Linked DNA regions of Mus musculus: region 2 is linked to region 1. The links are chromatin loops, found by intact Hi-C in ENCODE. Cell type or tissue: heart. All regions are shown on one strand.

Region 1 (8,000 bases):
CTGTCATGTGGGTGCTGGAAATTGAATTTAGGTAGAGAGCAGACAGTGCTCTGAGCCATAAATACTGAGCCATATCTTCCACCCCAATATCTTTTCAATACCAGATATCTACCCAAACCCAGAGGTTTTTATTTTTACTATACAAGGAACTCACAGCACCTCAGTTCTGTCAACAGAGATGCCTGAAAAACCTGGACATGCATACACATATACATATGTATGTATATATATATATACCCATATATGTATGTGTATAAATATATGAACTGTGGCCACTTATAATAAATGGGGTATCAAACTATAAACAAAGGCTAAAGTTTCACTTTCTAGAGGATCTAATTCTTACTCAATTATCACCCTACTGTCCCTATAGGTTGTGATAATATATTGTGAGTCTGTACACTGCCAGCGCCAGGATTTTTTCATTTTCTGGGGCACCTGGCAACTGAGATATTAAATACCTGACCGTGGCAATTTCCTGATACTGGTTCCCCACAAAGCAGTGCCAAAATGAATATAATAGGTCAGCAAGATGGATCAACAAATAAAGTGCTTGCCATAAAAGCCTGATAATATGAATTTGCTCTCTAGAATTGACATAAAAGGTGGAAGGTAAGAACCAAAGATGCCCTCTGACCCTGCCACATGCATACTGTGCATGTATGCATTCACACATGCATCATATTCATACTACTACTACTAACAACAACAACAATAATAATACAAAAATGAATAGCACTGTTGACATTCCAGACATATGGGCATCTTTGTGGTGTGCTGGAATCCTTTGTGTCTATACCAATACCTAGGGCTGTCACTATGGCAATGGAGGAGTCTCACAATGTAGTCTTTCCCAGCACACCGCAAAGATACCCACACGTCTATGTTTACAAGTTTGTTCTCTTGCTTGTTGAGCACATTCAAGCATTTTGCCTGGCCTGAAACTATGTGAACCAGGCTGACCTGAAACTCACAAAGACCTGCTTGCCTCTGTCTCTATAGTGCTGGGATTAAATTTGTGCATTACCATGTTCAGCAACAGTGACTTTGCTTTCAATAGCCAAGTTACAGAATGAACCGAAGTGTCCATTAGCACAGGAATAATAAAGAAAATGTGGTATGTATTCCCAAATGCAGTGTTTATTTAGCCATAAAAAATGAAATTATGTCATTTGAAGGAAAATGAATACAACTGAAGATAAATATGTTAAGTGAAATAAGTCAGACTTGCAAAGATAAATATGTAATTTTCTTCATGTATAGAACCCACATTTAAAAACTTATATGAGACTTGAAAGTGGATAGACTATTTGGGGAGATGACTAGGACTAGTTTATAGGGTACAAGAGAGTAATAAGGGGTGAATATGTTCAATGTGTGTGATAGACAATTTGTAATGCCATCAAGAAGGCTATTATTTTGCATGTCAATATATATACTAGTAAAAAAGAAAAGAAAAGAAAAGTCTTAGCAGAGGATGGCCTTATCTGGCATCAATGGGAGAAAAGGCCCTTGGTCCTGTGAAGGCTTGATACCTTAGTATAGTGGCATGCGAGGGTGGGGAGGTGGGAATGGTGGGTGGATGGGGAGACACCCTCATAGAAGCCGGAGGAGGGGGACAGGATAGTGGGTTTCTGGGGGGGGGCGGAATCAGGAAAGGGGATAACATTTGAAATGTAAATTTAAAAATATCCAGTAAAAGGAAAAGAAAAGAAAAGAAAAGAAAAGAAAAGAAAAGAAAAGAAAAGAAAAGAAAAGCTAGAGTCTGGAGACAATGACTGTGGTTGCAATTTAGACAAATAGGCTGAGCCTCAGAAATCCACAGCACTGGGGATCTAACCCATGGCCTTATACACAATAGGCAAGTGCTCTATCACTGAAGCACATATCCAGCCCACAATCACCTTTGGATGCAGGAATTTGAGTTATAAACATATTAATCTTGGCTTTTATTCAGTCAAACTATAATATGTTTTCAATTGAGCTTAGGTCTGTAGGGGAACTGGGCCAGTCTGGATTGACTCATCTCAAGCACTGCCAAAGATGTGCCATACCAATTCCTGGGGAAATCTTGGCTTTTGATTAAAAAAAAAAAAAGCAGCTATTTGAAACAGTCAAATTATGTGTGGTGGCATATGCCAGTAATCTCTGAACTTGGGATATTGTTAATTTGAAACAGGGTCTCACTCTGTACCCTAGACTTGCTTGAAATTAGTGGCAATCCTTCCTCCTTAGCCTATTAAGTGTTAAGATTATTGTTAATTTTAATTTTGTGTATGCATGTGTGTGAACATGTGTGTTATAAGTTCCCCTGCACATGTGCTTGTGGAATCCAGATTGAATTTAGGTATCTTTCTCTATCACACTCCACTTTATTTTTAAAATATTTTTATTGTTAGTTTTTTATGTGTATGTGTGTTTTGCCTACATATATGTCTGTGAACCACGTGTGTGCTTAGCAGAGGCCAGAAGAGGGCAATGACTAGAGTTATAGATGGTTGTGAGCCATCATGTGGGTACTGGAAATCAAACCCATGTCTTATGGAAAAATAGGCAGTTCTCTTAACCACTAAACCATCTCTCCAGCCACTTTACCTTATTTTTTTTTTAAGGTAGAAGCCTCTCACTGAACCTAGAGCCCTCTTTTCATATGGAGTTTTACATGCATGTGCCACTACTCCAGATGGGTGCTGTGAACTCAGGGACTTATACACAGCGAGCACTTTACCCACTGATCCATACCTCTAGTATCCCATATCCTTTTTAGTTAATCAAAAACAGGTCTCACTGCATATCCCTGGCTATCCTAGAACTCTGTGCAGATCAGGCTGACCTGGAACTCACAGAGATCTACCTGCTTCTCCCTTGTGAGTGCTGTGATTAAAGATGAACCTAGACTCCTTTTATTTTTTAAAACTAAAAAAGCAATGAGGAAAAAAAAAGAAAAAAAAAGGCAATGAGATTTCTGGGTTCAGGAAACAGAAGGAATACAACAAAAATCCTAACGTCTCATATTCTTCTAAAAGCATAAAAAAATACGAGGAGAAAACAAATGAGCCCGTTGGTGGCCCGTGCCTTTTATCCTAGCACTCGGGAGGCAGAGGTAGACAGATTTCTGAGTTCGAGGCCAGCCTGGTCTACAGAGTGAGTTACAGGACAGCCAGGGCTACACAGAGAAACCCTGTGTCAAACAACAACAACAAGAACAACAAAAAGAAAAAAAACAAAACAAAACAAAAAAAGATTCTCTCTCTGCAACTGCCCAATAATTTACAATTTTCAAGAACCCAGGACGCAGACAACTGGCAAACTCCAGATCAGAATGCAGAGTTCAGGAAACCAGAAAAAACAACCACTTCATGCCACTAGGGTGTGACAAGGCAGTAGGAGGTGCTAAGGATCTCAGCGATCCCAGAATGTACTGTGATCCAGTACAGCAAGACATTGCCCAACTGTGCTTGAAAACACCAGCGTGCAGATGAGCTCAGGTCCAGTCAGAAGGCTCAGAGGAGCAAAAGGGAAAGAAAACGAAACTGGGTGGCCATGGGTACGGAAGCCCAAAGAGGTGCTGGGACCAGAAGAGGGCGCCTGAGAACCGAGGAAGCCGCAGATCTATTGAGTTCCCCAGGGCGTACCTGTGCTAAGCTGGCATCTAGGAGACCAAGAATATTCAAGTATCAACAGCGAGAACAAATGCAAAATAAAAGGGGGGGGGGAGGCTGCATTTGCACAAAGGAGAAAAAAGCCCACAAAGTAAGCAGTCTAAGCAGTGACAAGCAGAAGATCTCCAGCAATGGTTCTCCCCCCCCCCTATTTTAAATTGGATATTTTCTTTATTTACATTTCAAATGTTATCCCTTTTCCTGCCCCCCAAACTCCCATACCATCCCCCTCCCCCTGATTCTATGAGGGTGTTCCCCCACCCACCCACTCCCGCCTCCCCACCTTCGCATTCCCCTACACTGGGGCACAGAGCCTTCACAGGACCAAGGGCCTCTCCTCCCACTGATGCCCGACAAGGCCATCCTCTGCTACATAAGCAGCTAGAGCCATGAGTCCCACCATGTGTTTTCTTTGGTTGGTGGTTTAGTCCCAGGGAGCTCTGGGGGATCTGGTTGGTTGATATTGTTGTTCCTCCTATGGGGTTGCAAACCCCTTCAGCTCCTTCAGTCCTTTCTCTAACTCCTCCCTTGGTGACCCTATTGGGGACCCCACGCTCAGTCCAATGGTTGGCAGCAATGGCTTTTAATGTTCTCAGTGATTCACTGTGTTCTTCTTGAGTTCGTGGGTTATTTATTTTTTTATAGATTTATTATTATTATTATTGTTATTATTACTAAGTTATTTATTTATTTTCCACCCTGATTGTAGCTTTCCCTCCCCCTTCTCCTCCCAGTCACTTACTCTCACTTTCCCTCACCCTAATCTACCCTTTCTACTCCTCAGAAAAAGGGAGGTATACCATGTGTCTTAGTCAGGGTTTCTATTCCTGCACAAATATCATGAGCAGGTTGGGGAGGAAAGGGTTTATTCAGCTTACATTTTCCACATTGCCGTTCATCACCAAAGGAAGTCAGGACTGGAACTCAAGCAGGTCAGGAAGCAGGAGCTGATGAAGAAGCCATGGAGGGATGTTCTTTACTGGCTTGCCTCCACTGGCTTGCTCAGCCTGCTCTCTTATAGAACCAAGACTACCAGCCCAGGGATGGTTCCACCCACAAGGGGCCTTTCCCCTTTGATCACTAATTGAGGAAATGCCTTACAGTTGGATCTCATGGAGGCATTTCCTCAACTGAAGCTCCTTTCCCTATGATAACTCCAGCTGTGTCAAGTTGACACAAAACTAGCCAGTACACCATGTCTATATCAACCAGCCTTGGCATATCAAATTGCAGTAGACTAGGCACATCTTCTCCAATTGAGGCTAAACAAGGCAGCCCAGTAGTGGAAAATGATTCCAAAGGCTGGTAACAGAGTCAGAGAAAGCCCCTGTTCCAGTTGTTACAAGTTCCACATAAAGACTACGTTGCACATTTGTTACATATATGCAGAGTACCTAGGTCAATCCCATGCATGCTGTCTGGTTGGTGGATCAGACTCTGTGAGCCCTTATGAGCACAGGTTAGTTGGCTCCTTCAATCCTTCCTTCCCATCTTACACAGGATTGCCCAAGCTCCACTTTATGTTGGGCTGAAGGTCTCTGCACCTGTTTCCATCAGTTGCTGGATGATGCCTCTCTGATGAAGGTTATGCTAGGCTCCTGTCTGCAAGTACAGCAGATATATCATTAACAGTGTCTCATGGCATGAGTCTCAAGCAGTCACTGGTTGTCCCTTCCCTCAAATTCTGCTCCATCTTTTTTACCTCTGCACATCTTGTAGGCAGGACAAATTATGGGTCTAAGGTTTTGTGGGCAAGTTGAGTCCCAATCCCTCCATTGAAAGTCTTGCCTGGTTACAGGACATGGCCAGTTCAGTCTCCATGTCTTCCATTGCTAGGAGTCTTAACTAGAGTCACCCTCATAGATTCCAGTGTCCTAGGTCTCTGGCTGGTCCCAGAGTTTCCTCGCTATTGAAGAATGGATAAAAAAAAGGTGGTGCATTTACACAAGAGAGTATTACTCAGCTGCTAAGAACAATGACATCATGAAATTTGCAGGCAAATGGGTAGAACTAGAAAAGTATAGTTCCCCCCCCCCCACCTGGGGATCCATCCCACATACAGTAGCCAAACCGGGATGCTATCTAGGATGCCGGGAAGTGCTTGCTGACAGGAACCTGATATAGCTGTCTCCTGAGAGGCTCTGTCAGAGCCTGACAAATATAGAGGCAGATGCTCACAGCCAACCATTGGACTGAAGGGACTGAAGGAGCTGAAGGGTTTGCAGCTCCATGAGGGGAGCAACAGTGTCAACCAGTCAGATCCTCTGGAGCTCCTGGGGACTGGACCACCAACCAAGGAGTACACATGGAGCGACCCATGGCTCCAGCCACATATGTGGCAGAGGATGGCCTTGTTGGACATCAATGGGAAGAGCAGCCCTTGGGCCTGAGGGGGGTTGATGCACCAGTGTAGGGGAATGTCAAGGTGACAAGGCAAGAGTGGGTGGGGGATCACCCTCATAGAGGCAGGCAGAGGGGGGAAGGGATACGTGGTTTCCAGAAGGGACACCTGGAAAGGGGATAACATTTGAGATGTAAGTAAAGAAAATATCCAATAAAAGAAAAAAATTGAAAAAACAAAAAGGAAAATATCCTGAGTGAGGTAACACAGACCCAGAAAGACAATATGGTATATACTCACTTATAAGCAGATATTAGGCATAAAGTACAGGATAACCATGCTACAATCCACAGACCCAAAGAAACTAAGTAATAAGGAGGACTCAAGGGAGGACTCTTGAATCTCACGCAGAAGCAGAAATAGATTAAATATCGGGGTGGATGGAAAGAGGGGACTGGATGGGGGAAGGATGGGATGGGAACAGGAGGGATGAGGTGGGGGGATGAAGGGAGAGTGTACTGGAAGAGACAAATGGATTGGGGAATTTATATTTTTCATGGATTCTCTGTGTTTGAATCAATTCTTGTCATATAACTTTTCTGTTTTGTTTTGAATGTGGGTGTCATGCAGCCCAAGATGGCCCCAAACTCACTATGCAGTACTGAACCAGGTCAGAGGAGAGTATCAGGTTCCCTGAAACTGGAATTATAGATGTTTAAGAGCTACCATATGTGTACTGGGAACTGAACCCTGGTCCACTAAAAAAGCAACAAGTGCACTTAACAACTGACCCATGCTTCCAATCCCTATAAATTATTTTTGATATGTAATTTGTCATCATGTTGGCCAGTGGATACACCTTCCCACGGGTCTTTTGTGCTCTTGCCATCAGTTCTGGTGCAACCAAGATGCTTGCAGCTCATCACGCACATGTTTTACTAGGAAATATTCATCTAGTAAAGCAATTTACAAACACATTTAAAAAAGTGAGTTCCTATTAAAATTTCCAATTTCCAGGGTTTTTTTCGTTTTTGTTTTTTTTTTTTTACATTTTTCTCCTTTTTACACTGAAGACCAGGATCTGTGGAACTCATTTCTTATTTTTGTTGTCTTATAATGTGAAAGCTTGTAAACAATACATATATGAAAGGGGGGAAGATTGCTCTGAGTACAGGAACTGCACCCAGCTGAGAGTTCAAAAGAGATCATAAGGCATGGGTATCACCAAGCACAAAGTAGTTAGAAGTGACTCACCTGGCCCAACCCAGCTTTAAGTTCATAACCAAATATAGTGCAATACATTTTGCATTTAGTCTGGCAAAAACAAGACTCACACTCTTGGCTTTATATTTATCCACTAGTTAAAACGAGAATAACTGAACCTGGCAAATGTTAGTGTTATTGTTGTAGACCCACGCTCCCTACCCCCTTGCTGAAGGCTTTTGTGTTTGTTCCCCAACTGTTGAATTCAGTAGTGAGGGTTCTAACTTCATCAATGAAATAACCTACTAATGGAAATAAAAATTGATAGAATTTTTGAGAGGCTGCCAAAAATATGTTGGTGAAAATGAGTTGTTAAGTATTCAAGGTACCTTCAAGGGGTACCTTGTCCCTACACCCTTCCTTTTTCTCTGTTTCCTTACTGGCTGCCATGAAGTGATTATCAATTCCTATAGGCTCCTACCTCTATGATGTGTTTGTCCTGAATCAAGCCTATAGGAAACTGAGCCCATCTACCAAGGGCCAAAATCTGTCTTCCTTGTAAGTTATTAGAAGGTATTTGTTACATCAATATAAAGCTCTGACTGTCATGTGACTTTTCCTAAGGAAACATAAAGAAATGTCTACTCACTGCAGAACAAGAGAACACTGACAGACCAAAGAAAGTATTCCATCTTGGAAAATCGGTGAGTTCATTGGGTTACTTCCAGGAATGTGGGGGACTCAAAGAGAGCCACACTAGTGGGAAGACCCTGGGCAATTTGTGGGCAGCTATA
Region 2 (8,000 bases), 98 kb after region 1:
CATGTGGTCATATTTTACAAAACTAAAACACCTCTATTTGGGTCTGCCCCTGCCCATCCTGCTGAGTTCCTGCTTCCCCTCAGCTCCAGCCATATCCCAGTTGTCCCACCTCCTCAGTTGATCCTCACACTTGCCACTTTCCTGAAATTGACCATATTGGGGTAGCAGCGACTCTGTTTTGCTTTTCCTCTCATTTGCTAGGCCTCCTCCTCTGCAGCCCTGTCTGCTCCCCGGCCCCTCCATTCTCCAGGTCATTGCTCAGATGCTCGAACTCTCTTTCAAATGTTATTCCCTTCCTAGTCTCCCCTCCATAAACCTCCTACTCCATCCCCTCTCCTTTGCCTCTAAGAGGAAGCTCCTCCACCCACTCACTCCTCCCTCCCCGCTCTAGCATCCTCTTTTTCTGGGGCATCAAGCCTCCACAGGTCCAAGCACATCCCCTTCTACTGATGCCACATGAGGCAGTCCTCTGCTACATATGTAGTGGGAGCCATGGACCAGCCCATGTACACGCTTTGGTTGGTGGTTTAGTCCCTGGGAGCTCTGAGTGGTCTGATTAATTGATATTGTTGTTTGTCCTATGGGGTTGCAATCTCCTTCAGCTCCTTCAACTCTTCCCCTAACTCTTCCATTGGGTTTCCCAGGCTCAGTCTGGTGGTTGTCATGAGCATCTGCATCTATCTTAGGTACTGGCAGAGGCTGTCAAAGGACAGCCATACCAGGCTCCTGTTTGAAAGCACATCTTGGCATCAGCAATAGTGTCGGGGTTTGGGAATGGATCACACGGTGGGGCAGTCTCTGGATGGCCTTTCCTTCAGCCTCTACACCATTTTTGCCCCTGCATTTCTTTTAGACAGGGACAATTCTGGATTAAAATTGAGATGTGTGGGTGGCCACATCCCTCCACTGGCATGTCTATCTATAGGAGGTAGTCTCTTCAGAAGACCTCAGGAGATGGGAAGATCTCCCATGCTCATGGATCGATAGAATTAATATAGTAAAAATGGCCATCTTAACAAAAGCAATCTACAGATTCAATGCAAACCCCATCAAATTCCAACTCAATTCTTCACATAGAAAGAGCAATTCTCAACTTCATATGGAAAAAAAAAAACAGGATAGGGAAAACAATTCTCAACAATAAAATAACTTCCGGGGGAATCACCATCCCTGACCTCAACCAGTACTACAGAGCAATAGGGATAAAAACTGCATGATATTGGTACAGAGACAGGCAAGTAGATCAGTGGAATAGAATTGAAGTCCCAGAAATGAACCCACACACCTTGGTCACTTGATCTTTGACAAAGAAGCCAAAACCATCCAGTGGAAAAAAAGACAGCATTTTCAACAAATGGTGCTGGTTTAACTGGAGGTCAGCATGTAGAAGAATGAAAATTGGTCCATTTTTATCTCCTGTACAAAGCTCAAATCTAAGTGGATCAAGGAACTCCACATAAAATCAGATACATGTAGGGTTGTAGGTCCCGTGTTTGCTCTGCCACAGGGCATGGTCGCTCGGGAAGGTGGCAGGAAATTTGATTGCATTTACCCCACACCACTGGCGGTGGGGGCAGTTGTGGGCTGTAGCGAAGCACCCGGACACCTTTCAGAGATTGGGGAAGTGCAGTCTGAGGCAAGGGACAGTTGGAGCTGGTTCAGGGGTTACCTGGCCTGCGAAAAGGCTGGGGCCATGAAGTTCCCAGACTCTTGGACACCCGGGTGCTGCTAGAAGTTGAGGAAGAGCTGAGAACAGAATCTGGGCACGAAGGCTGGATCTAGCCTGGGGTTGGTGACCGGAGAGGGGTGGGAGAAGTGAGCTCCATCTGGTCCCACTGTGGTTGTCCTTGGCTCAGTGGGCTGCGGTTTGGGCTTGGTGGTGGTTGTGGCTAGGAGTGCAGAGAGGCCTTCTTCAGGAGATTAGACAGCAGCTCTGTAAACAAAGGCTTTCTCCATGGCTCCCCACCACAGATCCCGATGAATAGAGACACTCTGTGGTTCCAAATCATTTATTGCCATGGAAAGTGGATGTGTAAAACCATACCCCACTTCTCAGGGTGGGCCTGAGACTAAATACCTTTTGCAGGGAGGAGTGTCTGGGAAGGAAAGCTTATTGGCTAAGCCCTCCAGGCCTCTAGGTACCTCATTAGCATGGCAATCTCTGTCTTGAGCCTACGACCTCAGGTCATGTCCTTTTCCTCATCTACATGTGGAGGGCTTGGAGCATTGCCCTTATGTGACTGATGGCCAGAAATCTATGGGGGCCTGCGGCTAGTGACAGGAGCCTGGTGCCTGGGAGCAGACAAAGCTCCTACTGTCTCCAGGGCTTCTAGCCTTAGTTCAGCTAAGGACCAGGAAACCTTTCATGGTCTACTTCCCCACATATACAACAAATCTAATAGAAGAGAAGATGGGAAAGAGTCCTGAACACATCGACACAGGGAAAATTTTCCAGAACAGAACACGAATGGCGTAGGCTCTAAGATCAACAATTAACAAATGGGACCTCTTGAAATTGAAAAGCTTCTGTAGGGCAAAGGACAATGTCAATAGGACAAAATGGCAACCTACAGATTGGGAAAAGATCATTACCAATCCTACATCTGATAGAGGGCTAATATCCAAAATATATAAAGAACCCAAAAAGTTAGACTCCAGAAAACCAAATAACCTCAAATGGGGTACAGAGCTAAACAAAGAATTCTCAACTGATGAGTCTTGAATGGCTGGAAAACACCTAAAGAAATGTTCTAAGTCCTTAGTCATCAGGGAAACAAATCAAAACAACCCTGAGATTCCACCTCACACCAATGAGAATGGTTAAGATAAAAAACTCAGGTGACAGCAGATGCTGGCAAGGATGCAGAGAAAGCGGAACACTCCTTCATTGCTGGTAGAATTGCAAGCTTGATACAACCACTTTGGAAATCAATCTGGTGGTTCCTCAGAAAATTGGGACTAGCTCTACCTGAAGACCCAGTTATAAAACTCGTGAGCATATACCCAAAATATACTCTAACACATAACAAGGACATGTGCTCCACTATGTTAATAGCAGCCTTATTTATAATGGCCAGAAGCTGGAAAAAAAACAGATGTTCCTCAATGGAAGAATGGATACAGAAAATGTGGTAATTTACACAATGAAATACTGCTCAGCTATTTTAAACGACTTCAAGAACTTTGTAGACAATGAGGACATCCTGAGTTTTGCAAGCAAATGGATGGAACTAGAAAATATCATCCTGAGTGAGGTAACCAAGACCCAAAAGGACACACTTGCTATGTACTCAGTGATAAGTAGATATTAGCCCAAAAGCTCAGAATACCCATGATATAACTCAAAGACCATATGACGCTTAACAAGAAGGAAGGTGAATGTGTGGATGCTTCAAACCCACTTAGAAGGGGGAACAAAATAATCATGGGAGACAGATGGAGAGAGGGAGGGATCTAGGTGGGAGAGGGGAGGAGGAGGGAAAAGGGTGGGCAGAATCAGGTATGGGAAGAGACGAGAGACTAGAAGGCCAGAAGAACAACTGGAAATAAGTAGCAGTAGGGGTTGGGGAACTTGGGGGAACCACTAGGAAGTCCCAGATGCCAGGAATGCAAGAGGCTCCCAGGACCAAATAAGGATGACATTAGCCGAAATACCAAACAGCAGGCAAATAGAACCAGAAGCTTGGATGCTCTCTACCCACCATTTGACTCTGCTGGTATGTTGGGCCTGCCTGTGCCTACCCGCAATACCCTCCAATTCACATGCAGGCTAGCGTTTCATCATTGGGTTTTGTACTGTCACCCACTTGGTCACAGCCAATCAGCTCCAGGGGTCTGGAAATGCACTGGGCATGAGTGAAGGTTAGCACCTTGACCTCACAGTTGCCTCACAGTTGTGTGCTCCCAGATATACTAGCACTGTTTCTGCTAACTGAGCACCTAGGAGCCTAGTTCTGTGATGGTGCTGACAGCTATGCAGTGCAGCTGGGTTTTACAGTGGAGTTGAGATGGAGAACAGTTCCTTTCAATACTCAGATCTCCAATACTATTAGGGTCTCGGAGCAGAACACAACACATGCACCACAGAAAAAAGAAACTAGGAGTGACCAGTCTTATGATGGGAAACCATGTAACTTTTGTTCTACTGGTACTATAACATCTTTTTCTGCCAGTGAGAAAACTTGTGGCCTTAGGATTCAGGAAGCCAGAAATGATACCAAATTTGTGTCTCAATCTAGTTGAAAAAGACAAGCAACAAGTTATAGAAATACTCATATCCAGAACCCAGGTACAGAACTGTGGTACTAATTCTAGCAACCATAAGGCTGAGACCAGACAATTATAAGTTTAAGGCCAACTGTTTTTTTGTTTTTTGTTTTTGTTTTGTTTTTGAGACAGGGTCTTGCTATATAGCCTTGGTTGATCTGGAACTTACTATGTAGATGAAGATGGCCTATAATTTCCAACAATGTCCTTGCTTCTGCCTGCCAAGTACTGATATAACATGCTTGGTTTTCTGGTTTTTTTTTTTTTTTCAGTACTGGGATGGACCCCAGGACCTTGCATGTGCTAGGCAAGCAATCTAACACCAAGTTAGATGCCCAGCCCTTAAATCTTTATTTTTCTATGCCTTAGAAACCATTGAATATTTCGAGGAATTGGTGTGGCTTTGCATCAGAATCTGTAAACATCAATGAGAACTGCTCTCTGGGCTCATGGGAATTCAAGGAAGATGTCCATTTTGATTTGTGAAGTCATCCTGATGAAGCAAGAAAAAAAGGATGCTTCTCTCTTTTTTTTTTTTTTTGATGCTTCTCTTTTTACCCTCCTCTATTTTCCATCTGATGGACAGACTCCTCAGTGACTCCTTCCAAAGCAAGCCTGCTCATATAGGAACCTCAGAGAGAGAAAGGGAGGCAAGAAGGGTAGGTGGGGAAATTCGGAGGCAAGGAGAGCCCAGGGTCCAGCCCCAGAGGCCAGATTCTTTGAATCACACTCTGTCTCTGGCATGTGCCAGCTTGCAATTTGGAACAAGCTATTTAACCCTTCCGCATACTGTTTCCCTTATGTCTTCCCCGAGGAAAAAAAGGGTCAACATTAGCACTAACAGTGTGGGTGGGTGCTGCTGACGGAAGAACAGATTGGGTCCTAGTGAAGTACTTGGAACAGCCTAGCACAAGTCAAATATTTATTCATTACTGTTGATCATATTACTAAGTCTCTGAGAATTATGCTCTCAGAAATATGACAGCTCCAATCTTGCTTTTTGAGCTACCTGTGATTGGACTTTTACTACTTTGTGGGTTCTTTTTTTCATCTATCCTTTCAACCCCTCGCAGTAGAAAAAAAGAGAAAAAATAGAGAGGAAAGGAAAGAGATCCCTGAACAAAATCAGGGATTGGAAAGGGAGGTCAAAATTATCATTACACTACTTCTTGCTGATTAAGGAGGCAAGTTTGATCTTCAATGTCAGGATATCTAATTTCTTCTTGTTATTTCTTCTTTCCCAGATCCAGAAGCTCAAATAGTCGATTGATTGAAGAGGAAGTCGTGCTCAGCATGGAGGAGAAGAATACAAAACCAAACAACTGTGGTTTAAAGCATTAAAGCTAGAAAATTGGACAACAGCAAGAGAACTTCTCCCCTGTTGCTGAGGCAGCATTAAGAACGTATAACACAGCCGGGTGTGGTGGTGCATGCCTTTAATCCCAGCACTCAGGATTTTGTATATTTTTATTTGTTGTACATTTCTTTATGTTTTGACACACAGTCTTGCTATGTAGCTCCAACTAGACTGGAACTCACTATGTAGATCAAACTATCCTCGAAATCACAGAAATCTGTTTGTCACTACCTCATGAGTGCTAGATTTAAAGGAGTGTGTCACCACGCCTGGCTTAACATTTTTTGCATCTGGGATTTGTTTGGTGGTGTTGCTGTTTTGTTTTGTTTTAGATTTATCTGGCAAAGGATAGCTGGAGATGGTTCAGTGGTTAAGAGCATGTACTACTCTTTCAGAGGACCAGGATTTGGATCCCAGCACCCACATGGTGGCTTATAACCACTTGTAACTCCAGTGGATCTAACATCCTCTTCTGGTCTTGGGCATGTACATGCATGCAGGCACGACACCCTTACATTTAAAATAAATAAATCTAAAACTTTTTTGAAAGATTTGTTTGTATTTTATGTGTATGAGTGTTTTGGCTGCATATAAACACCACTATGTGCACCAAAAGAGGGTGTCTATGTAAGCCCCTCAAAACTCTTGAGTGGCCAGGCCCCATCCTACAGAAAAAAGCTCAAGACCAGGACACAAAATTTCACCAGTCCCTGAGCTTGCCCTAGGATCAAGCCACAAAATCCCTCCAATCCAAAGCCACCATGGAAAGCCCCCTCCCCCAAACACAAAACACATCCTATATAAAGCCTGCCTCCTTGCTGCTTCTTGCCTGCACAGGGGCACCACCCTCCTCCCTGTGTGTTTCTCAATAAATCTATTATGTGACGTTTGTTGTGTGGTATGACTTTGTGGTATCCCTTGGCTCCTGACTGCCAGAATACATTTCCATTCAAACTATCACACAGGCCAGTTCCCTGGAAACTCAAGTTACAGGCAGTTTGGAGCTTCTATGTAGGTGCTGAGAACCAAGCCCTGGTTTTCTGAAAGATCAGTATATATTCTTAACCACTGAGCCATCATCAACTCTAGCCCATATTATTTGGTTTTTGAGATAGGATCTCAGAACCCAGGTTAGCCTAAAACTCAGGGTGAGTTTGAACTCTTGATCCTCCAACTTTTACATTTTGAGGACTGAGATTACAGGCATGTAACAAAATATACAGGTTTGCCCTGTTAATTCTGCTTAGAGATAATTATCCCAGAGAGATGTACACACCTTCAAGGCTGTTAGTTGCAGAAAATAAATAAGTCGCGATAAAATAAGTAATTTTGGAAATATTAACTGGGGATTATAAATTATAATAGTTATTCTACCAAATGTGGTAAAACCAGAGGAAAATGAACTAGCTGGTTTCTGTAGACATGGAGGACCTCAATGATTTATTGCTGTATAGGAGGATCACAACAAAAATGAATTGGCATCTGTGTTGCTTCAAAGCTGTGTGAATACTATGTTGGTGATCCCAAGCAAAAACAGAAGATAGAGAAAACACAGTCTTGTTTAAAATACTTTTTTTCTGGCAATTTTTTCAATGACTTGCTCTAAAAATATGCATGCTGGAAGGCAGCTTGATAATTTCCACTAGACTCACACATCCACTCCCACATGAACTAGCAACCACTATAAGGAAGAAATGGAACTATGACTCTGCAAAAACATATAGGTGAATGTTTAACCCTGAATTCTTGTGTAGTTTAAAAGTTGAAATGAACCGGGCATGGTGGCGCACACCTTTAATCCCAGCACTCGAGAGGCAGAGACAGGTGGATTTCTGAGTTCGAAGCCAGCCTGGTCTACAGAGTAAGTTCCAGGACAGCCAGGGCTACACAGAGAAACCCTGTCTCGAAAAAAAAAAAAAGTTGAAATGAAGGTTTAAGGATGTAGTTTTAGTTAATAGAGTACTTGCCTAACATGCATGAAACCCTGAGCTCAATCCCTGGCCCTGCATAAATTGGGCATGGTGGCAGGGCAAATGCCTATAATTCCAGCACTCCAGAAGTGGATGAAGAAGGGTCAGATGTTCACGACCATATTCAACTCTATAGTGAGTTCCAGACCAGACTTGGATAGTTGATATCTTGTCTCCAAAAAAATTGAAAAACAAAACTCTGGCCCTTTAACTGCTCAAACTGTGGTTCACCCAAATGTGAATTATTGTACAGCATCGAAAGGGAAAATTATTGATAAAAGCAACAGTGGTCTCTTGAAAGCATCAAATTGAACAAAAACAAGACTCCTGTTGAGGGTTGTAGGCTACATGGGTACACTGATGGCAACACTCTTCCAGTGACTAAACTCAAAACCCTGAACAGGAAG

The links. A loop is a pair of places that touch in the nucleus more often than their neighbours do. Peaks named below come from ENCODE experiments on the same cell type or tissue, not always from the same donor. Only the 100,000 strongest peaks of a DNase experiment are listed, where the experiment ranks them.
Region 2: it touches region 1 in a loop (2.5-fold over the local background); 4 of 42 quality-filtered maps call a loop at or near these places.

What each region holds. Positions count from the first base shown.
Region 1 is chrX:74,112,225-74,120,224 of GRCm38, forward strand. No RefSeq gene overlaps it. Among named protein-coding and RNA genes, the nearest start is that of Opn1mw, 11 kb to the right of the region's middle. In heart, a CTCF peak has its summit at 3,573 (motif pointing right); a DNase peak (open chromatin) is centred at 3,517; H3K4me3 peaks cover 402 bases; H3K27ac peaks cover 294 bases.
Region 2 is chrX:74,210,252-74,218,251 of GRCm38, forward strand. No RefSeq gene overlaps it. Among named protein-coding and RNA genes, the nearest start is that of Flna, 32 kb to the right of the region's middle. In heart, no CTCF peak of the experiment used is centred here; no DNase peak of the experiment used is centred here.